Linked DNA regions of Homo sapiens: region 2 is linked to region 1. A link is a contact called in ENCODE Hi-C data. All regions are on one chromosome and are shown on one strand. Each heading gives the region's core, a stretch centred on a gene start or an enhancer-like site at or near the end of the contact. The rest is flanking DNA. Distances are from core to core; before and after follow the strand shown.

The links. Hi-C counts contacts between places; a loop is a spot of excess contacts on that map. Pooled maps may share reads with other maps.
Region 2: a map of heart left ventricle shows a loop between it and region 1 (4-fold over the local background). The contact joins two enhancer-like sites. A Hi-C loop is called at or near these places in 3 of 168 maps with a recorded cell type or tissue (dorsolateral prefrontal cortex, heart left ventricle and mammary epithelial cell) and 3 of 50 pooled maps.

What each region holds. Positions count from the first base shown.
Region 1 is chr9:3,826,009-3,830,250 of GRCh38, forward strand. GLIS3 (GLIS family zinc finger 3) reads right to left here. Exons shown (of 11, transcript NM_001042413.2): 10 at 3,302-3,484; 11 at 1-2,400. The coding sequence ends at 2,264. Among named protein-coding and RNA genes, the nearest start is that of GLIS3-AS1, 71 kb to the right of the region's middle. Within about 2 kb of position 1,388, at least 3 of the 41 ENCODE cell types and tissues checked have a DNase peak (open chromatin) inside an H3K27ac peak, as active enhancers do.
Region 2 is chr9:3,877,545-3,881,494 of GRCh38, forward strand. It overlaps GLIS3 (GLIS family zinc finger 3), which reads right to left. Exons shown (of 11, transcript NM_001042413.2): 8 at 1,883-2,051. Among named protein-coding and RNA genes, the nearest start is that of GLIS3-AS1, 19 kb to the right of the region's middle. Within about 2 kb of position 2,292, at least 5 of the 41 ENCODE cell types and tissues checked have a DNase peak (open chromatin) inside an H3K27ac peak, as active enhancers do.

The DNA of each region.
Region 1 (4,242 bases), core at 138-2,637:
GGAGCCTGGTTCACAAGCAGCTCCTCTCAAAGAGGGAGGTGATGTCCATGGTTTCTAAAGTTGAGCTTCTGTCTTGTCCTCCTTCCCCCTTTCTATTTTAAATTACATAAAGCCAAAAGGCAGGGCTGACAATGTCAACTGCAATAACAACCTTGCCTTTTCATCTTTTTTCTCATTGTACAAATGAAATGAAATGTATTTTGAGTTCCTTGTAAAGGCTTCCATATTTAAGTATGAATAGATGGTTTCTCTGAAGATAGCAGAGTTTTTTTCTTTCCAGAGTATGACAAAGGACGCATGAGGGATGCTACTAGCTGTGAGCATGCATATGTTAGGCCACTTGTTTAGGCCAAGTGACACGACCCACAAAGTCTGCAGGAAGGGTGGTACTTTACAAGCAGCCTTGGAGTTCACTTGTAAAGGAAGCCTGGTGTGCATCTTTTGTAAAGCAGAGCAGGTTTTTTAAAGTGGCTAACTCATCTCTTTTGCAGACTTTGACGTCTACGTGAAAGCTTTTCTTAGAATACAGCCCACTACTCAGAGAAACTAGATTGACCAAGTGCACTGTGAAAACAAAACCCACACTTGGTTCTTCATTCACCTCATTCTACTGCATGTTGGAATGAACTCTGGAATCAGGTAGAATACTTCCGCTTGTGGGACTGTGGAGGGAGACTGGAAGGACCTGTCAGTATACAAACTGTCACAGAATCCCATCTAACATCAAGCTGTTTTAGTTGTCTTGTTGAAGATTGTAATGATCTCAGTTTGATAAATGGCATTGTTTCACTTTTGTTCAGAAAAACATTTTTAAAAAGTGAGAAAAAATACTTGAAATATGATAGTACCAGAATGTTAGAACTTACTGTGTCTTTGGGACTGGCCAATTTTTATAGCTGATGCCCTAGGACTTAGGATCTGTAATAGCTATGTAGAGGTGTCACAGAAAATGACTTCCTATTTAGGCTTGATATTTTCGACCAAGTGCTATGTGAAAATTCCAGGCCTTCAAACTGGAACTCAGAAAAAGAATTGCCTCTTTCTGTAGACTTTTCGAGAACTGTCACCTCTACCTTCCCAAGATGATCAGACAATGGCGGCTGGTGGGGATATATGAACCACAGTCAGGAAGAGGGTAAGAGGGATGCAAAAAGAGGGTGGAGAGAAGTGTAGGGAAGAGACAGACAGATGAGTGGATATCCTGAAAAACGTTAGTAAAATCTGAGCACTGGAAGTCAAGTATCACTAGGTTTGGTTTTCCAAGGGAAGCTGGCACATGACTCAGTCTGTCCCAGTTCTCACATCTGGCACTTCTCTGGGTGCAGCACCAGAGTGGAGGCAATGGGTAAACCAGTCAAACAACATTTTTCTTTGAACACAGTCTTTGAGGTGGAGTTACTAAACAGTCAACTCAGGAAGGTTCCAGCTACAGGACTGTTGGTGCGGGAGGTGCCCACTCCATTTCCCTCAGGTAACCTTTGCTAACTGCAAAACTAACATGCTAGAGGTGGGGCCAGGCAGAACCACAGCTGTGCAAAATGTCTATAGCTGGGGTGATTACAATAATAATGATTTCCATCCAAAGCACAGACCTTTACATTTTTTTTTCATTTTAAAATACGTATAAATAACTAAGTCTTTAAAATGCAAAAACAAGGATAGGCTGCTGGCATATAAAACCTTATTTTTCTATTGAAGAGAAACACTGAGAAGCAACTGGTTAGCATGTGGCTAAGAGAAAAGGGAAACCCAGGGAGTTTCTAAGAGTTGAGACCACACTATGCTTTGGACATGGATTTCCCTTGTTGTGCCTGGCTTTGCATCAGGAGCAGCAAGGGTGAGGATTAGGTGAGGCAGGTCACTATGCCTCTCGTAATTGAGGTCTTTTTCCCTGTTTGGAGTTTTCAGGTAGAGTCATCCCCAAACTACATTTTCATATGCACATCATTTCACTGGGGTCCTTTAAGGGTTGACAGCCAGGAAGTAACAGGTATCCAGGAGAGTGAGGCTCTAAATTCCCTTTGAAAAGACAGTCCTCCTGGTCACATAGTCCAGGAAAACCAGAGAGAAAAAGGAGCAACTGTAATGATTCCTGCAAAGCTAGCTCTGCCATTCAGTCCTGCCTTCTGAAAGAACATCAGTAACTCTGCAGGGCCCGCTGATTGGGCTGACATCCTTCCTCAAGCAGTCTGTGAGAGTACGAAAACAAAAGGTGGCAAGCAACATCAAGGTCCTGGGTGTGCAGGAGTGGCCAAGAGAGCTTTTAGCCTTCGGTGTAGACAGAGGAGAGCTGGCTAGGACAGCGGTCCACGGTGCTGATCTGCAAGAAGGTAGCATCTTCAGCCCCGCTGCGGAGAGACTCCCCAAAGAGGCTCGAGGAACTTGAAGGTAAATCATACACTGGAAGAGAAAGAACGCAGTTAAGTCAGTAACTCCTGCCCCATGCCACGCCCACTGGAAATGCACTACAGTAATGCAGCTCACCAAGTGAGGACTGGGGGCTAAGGAGGCAACCATGCCAGCCTGGGCCCTATAGTGAGTCTCTGTTTCCAGCGACCTTAGTGAGGGAAGAGGCTGACTTGCAGGCAGCTGGCTAAAATATGACCACACAAAAGACAGGCTGAGAAGAAGTAAAAGAAAAGTGTTCTAGGGAAGGCTGGGGGTGGCCTCAAAAAGGAGCTGGTGTTAAGGTTGAGTCATGAAAGAGAATGGAATTCTCACAGATGAAGAAATAGGGAAAGAACATTCCAGAAGGAGGAAACAAAGAGCAAAGACAGAGAGGGAGAGGCATGTGGGGTCAAGGGTGCTGGCAAAGCTCAGGTGAAGAGCATGTAGGGAAAAATATGTGTGGGCAGGTGTGCAGAGCTGGATCAGGCCTAACTTATGGGGGCTTTGAATGCCATGCTGGAGAGTCGAATTTATTCTCTAGGCAATTGGAAACTATTTAATATATTTGAGCAGAAAAGAGGCATATTTTATCCTTCATTTTGGGGAGGCAATGTTCATGGTAGTATGGAGGGCAGAATGGTAAAGATGAGGAATCAGGTCAGGGAGACTTACTGGAAGGTTATGGCCATAGTCTGGGAGAGACATGATGGCTCCTGCACCAGGGTGGTGGAAGAAGAGGGGCTGAAGGAGGGCTGGAGGGGAAGGTGGAGATGAGAGCCATTTCAGGGGTCGTTCAACAGGATTTGATGCGGTCATGTGCTTGGTCACGTCCAGCCCAGGTCGGTCACGGGCAGCCCACCTGGTCTCTCCTGTCAGTTGACAGGATTTTCTAAGTCACAGACAACCAACACACCTGTAATGCCCGAGTGAGTCGAGAAGGCTCTGTGGAAAACATCAAAACTGGCCTGGCCCATGGATGTAGGGACTAGGCAGTCCTCAAACGAAGGCACCACACTGCAGGAGCTGACAGGCGGCACAATTCTCTGGGAATCGGGGTAGTGTGGGGGACAGAACTTCTGCAGCTGCCCATAAAATCCTGAAACGCAAGCATGGCATTGAGCACAAGTTCCTTTGGGCACAAGTTCCACAGATCATTCCAACCCAGCTAGAACCTCACTCAGCCTGGCTTCCTAAGACAAATGCCTTTAACTCTTAAGGCCACCTGTAGAATCTTCCAAGCAAACATTTGGAATGCACTGTTGGGCTGAAGCTCTTCTACCTTAGAGGAATTTCCAAGCTTGTTAGTGTGTAATGTTTTTATTATGTGCTTTAGTATCTGAAGTGGGAAGGCTTCTTACCTTCCCTAGACTCTCTGAAGAGTCCTGGACATTCAAGGCCTGACCTTCAGGGGAGGTTCCTACCCTAGACTCTCCCGTCGGCATTTAAATGCATCTTCTTTAACTTCCTTTATCCTATATTTTCTTCTGTTTTCACACTGGTTAAAATCTTGCAGAATGCTCTTAAAAAGGCCCGCTTAAAAATGCATCCATCTATCTGTCTTTCCAATAGAGAAATACATGCACATTTAGATCTTATTATCCTGGCTAGGTAGACAGTGTTCCATAGTTGGATATACTTAACTATTTCTATTGTTGATCTTTGCAGTAAATGGAAAAACTGGAAGTGAATAATGTTATGAAAATGTTAGAAAATACAACACAAAACTCCAAAAAAGAAAAAATATGAGAAAAGAGTAATATTTGAAAATAATCATCAACCTTTTGATAATCTTATTTCATCTATTCCTTTCAATTTTTTTTCCATTCAATGTAGTTTTCCTTGGGGTCCCATGTG
Region 2 (3,950 bases), core at 1,042-3,541, 52 kb after region 1:
CTTCTCCTCCACTCAACATTGTTTTTTCCTCCACACTACCACACTCTTTTTGTATTTTTCAGTTTCTATTAATGACACAATCTTGGTATCTAGGGGTAAAACTTATAAATGAATTTTGGTCCCTCCTCTTTGCTCCACATATATATTAATGATTAGTAATTCTGCCTCCTAAATAATTGCTCTTGAATAAATTCTCCATCCTCACTGCTTTGCCTTGCTTCAAGTAACCATATTGCTCACAAGGCCTCCTGCAATATTCTTCTCCTTGTTTTTCCCGTCTCTCCTTCCAGGTTCAGTTACTCAACTATCTTGCCACCTGAATTCTTTTGCTGTAATGTCAATCTGATTGTGTTTCTCTCTTAACAAAGAGCCTATAATGGTTCTTCACTCCTAGCAGGATAAGGGGCAAATTCCTTAGCATCAAATACACAATTCCCACATAAGCCAACCTAATATTATCTGACTTCATCAGCCATGTATGCCTGGATGCTGTCATCCCAAGCTACTGAGACCGTCCCTGACGGTGTCCTTTCTGTTCCTCACATCTTGGATATGTTCTTCTTGCTGCCTGGGATGCTGTGCCCCCACTGAGGCATCCAGAAGAGCCTTAGTCTTCCTTCAATGCCTACATCACTGTGTCTTTCTTTCCCTCACCCCCGAGACAGATTTAGAGACATCCTCTTTAGGCTCCTGTGGGATCTCTATTACATCATTTAACCAAACAGCCTTATTATACTTCATTTGAATGCCTGTCCTCACCATTCAAACCTGTAAGGGCAGGAGCATATTTTAATAACTTTTTGGACTCCAGCATCCAACACAGTGTCTGACACATAGAAGGTATTCAACGGACATTCATTAAACAAAATAATATTGATAAAGGAAGAAAGTCATAAACAGTAAAATATATATGGTTTATCAGAATTAAAACCACATATTACCAAACTCATAGGTCAGGCCAACAATGATGGAACCTGATTTCACCAGTAATCTCTAAGTTACAAAACTTTTATTCCTGCTGCCTATTCAACCCATTATTTTGTTCAACAATTGCCAGAACTTCTTTCTCCTCTGGATGTCTGGGAGTAACCAGGTAGGTCAACTCAAGCCAGATGACAAGTGGAGAGAGGTGACAAGAGGTGTGTTGGACAGCTCGGAGAGGACTGAAGCATCCAACCTCCTTCCAAAGCTACCTGTACTGATGCAGCCATACACTTGCCCTTGGGCAAGAGAAGTTCATTACAGCCTGCTCCACAAAAAGGGGAAGGAGATGGAGAAGCAAGAGATGCAGACTCTTATTTTGGTTTGTGGTACACAGAAGCACACGAGATTGGGAAACAGAAGTATGAAGGGCCTCGAAAGGCCTCTGGGGCCAATAAAGAATTCAGGAGTAAAAATATCATGAAGATCATGGTTGTTTAAAAAATTTCTCCCAGAAGTCCTTTGTGAGACAGATATTAATATAAAGTATTCAATGAGCAGCCTACATAAAATCCTGTGCCTTAACAATACTGATTTATGTGGCGAGGGCACCATCTGACATCGGGAAGTGCTTCGACCTGCATATACATTACCTTAAAATTGGGTCTCTGAAACAGACCGATGAAAGGTAGAAAGACAGGGAAATTCTGGTGTGTTTCCAGCATCTGAAACTTTGGCTGGCTATTGCCAGTATCATTTCATTTGTTTTCCCGTGGAAAAATGAAACAGATAATGAGATATTTGGTCCACGTGCTTTGTGTATGTACTTTTAAAATGTCACCTTTGGGTAACTCAACCCACCAACGGATTATTAATAAAATTCAGCAACTGTCAAGGCACTTGTCTGTGAAGGGAGGTTTGGCGGCGACACCTATTAGGAGAGAGAGACAGATGGCCTTACCTCTCAGCTCCTGCGTCCACAGCTGTGAGTGGAGGTAACTGGGAGGAGGGGTTGTGAGGGCTCCCCTGTACATTATGTCCTGGAGAAGGGTGACTGACAGGATGTGGGGGTGGTACGGCCCCAGCAGCTGTTCCACTTCGGCTTGAATAATTGCTGGAGAAAATGGGAGCTGAAATCAAGGGAGAACAAACATGAGACCGTGCCCCAAAGGAAGCCCACGTTTTTTAAATACCGAAGCCTGACAGCAAGCATATTTGAGGGGCTTGCTTGTTTTTCTCTCAGTGGTTTTCAGGGAACAGTTCTCCCCTTCTTGGGTACACACAGCTTTTATTTTCATGGTGGAACAGGTTCCTCCGGAGCTCACGTCTGGCTCGCTTCAGGCTGATGTTCACGGTCTGTCTCCTAAGTGCTGCCATGCCCTGCCAGTTCCCTGTCTGGACACTGTATAATTAGTCAGTCTTGTACTGTTTGCATCTGTGCCAAGGTCTCTGTATTAGCACTTTTCAGTCACAGGGGATGAGAGTCAGGTAACAGAATATTTGGTCAGCTGACTGAGAAGGGCACAGCACAGGCCTTCTTCCTCTTCTCACTGCTGCAGTGAGCCACGGTAGGTCAGCTGGGGCCCCTCTCTGTCACTGCTAAATCAATGTAATGAGAACTGGAGCTTCCCTGATCCTAGCATGAACGTAGGATCCTGCACCCTTTTAACTTTAGAGTCTAACTAACCCAGGGAATTTTCCTGATGGTGTGATGAATATACTTGGCCTTCATCAAAGGAGTCTCTCAAACTACGAAAACACAGCTTCGGGATCTCCCCCCACTGTTGCCCGTTATGACACAGAGAGTGAGTTACAGTCCCATTCGTATGGGCAGCCTAGCCTTCGAGAACGGTATGTGACCTCAAACGTGAATACGTGCCCATTTAGATCAGCTAATTGGTACGATGTCACAGAAGAAACTGGGGCTTGTCACTTTCACAGTCTATCAGAAAGGTTCCCTCAGTGTCTGGGACCTACTCCGTAGACATCTCATTATGCTGCAATCATAGCAGCAGCATTAGGCTGATTCTCTTTAACTTCCTTCTTTGTACAAAGTTATGCTGAGCTCCATACCCATTTCTGTTCTTTTTGAACTTACTCTACTAATATCAAAGAATAAATGGATTTTTTAAAAAAATAAATCAGGTTCAGGATTAAGAAAGAGAAGCCACATTATCGAAAAGATTTGAGGGTTTAAAAGTTCAGGGAGTTGTATTTTTATACCAGTACCACTTTTCCCCAACCTCTCCAGGATAGAATAAGTACCCCAGATGACCTAGCCCCCAAAAGCTTAATCCAATGGAACAAGAGTTCAAGTATTTCAAGGAACATGTGAAGAGGCAGAATTACCATCTTCCCGCTCAAAAAGCTACTGACAAGGGTGTGATCTGATTTGAAGGGTTTATTTCTGGTAAATCAGCATTCTGTCAGGTTAACTCTTGTCCTCAGAAGCCTGTACCTACCACAGTCCTCCAAAGAGGTGGTGAGGCCTGAAAATGCTTACCAGTTCAGAAAGGCAAGGCTGAGCTTCTGTTGTGTGCGTCAGCTTCCATACAAGTTGCATATTTGCAAACTCACTAGAGTCACCTTATGAATCACTAACCTCATTTATGCTCAGCTAGCTCAGGGAACCACAATTCTGCTTGTATTCCAAATAATAATTTTACTCAGGGGAGAAGGCTGTTTGGATTGACTGTGGCAATAGTTTCAAAACTGGTGTTTGTCAGCATGGAGCTTGGTGTTTTATATACTATTCCAAAATCTAATGGAATAATAAAGGTCATAGAGATACTATGAAAACACAGCTAACTTTTTTTTTTCCTGCTTCAGTGTAGAAATGTGAGTTCTCCTATTTATTTTGTTGTAGTTGCTGAATGCACCCAGTATTTATTTTTCCCCAGAGGTTTTTTTGTATGTATGTGCATGTGTTCATCACAAGGGAAGCATTGCCCCTGCTGTTTACAACCCAATGGGCAACAAGGAAACTTGGTGTGCACACTCTGTGCTCTACTCTATGGTCCAACAGAAAG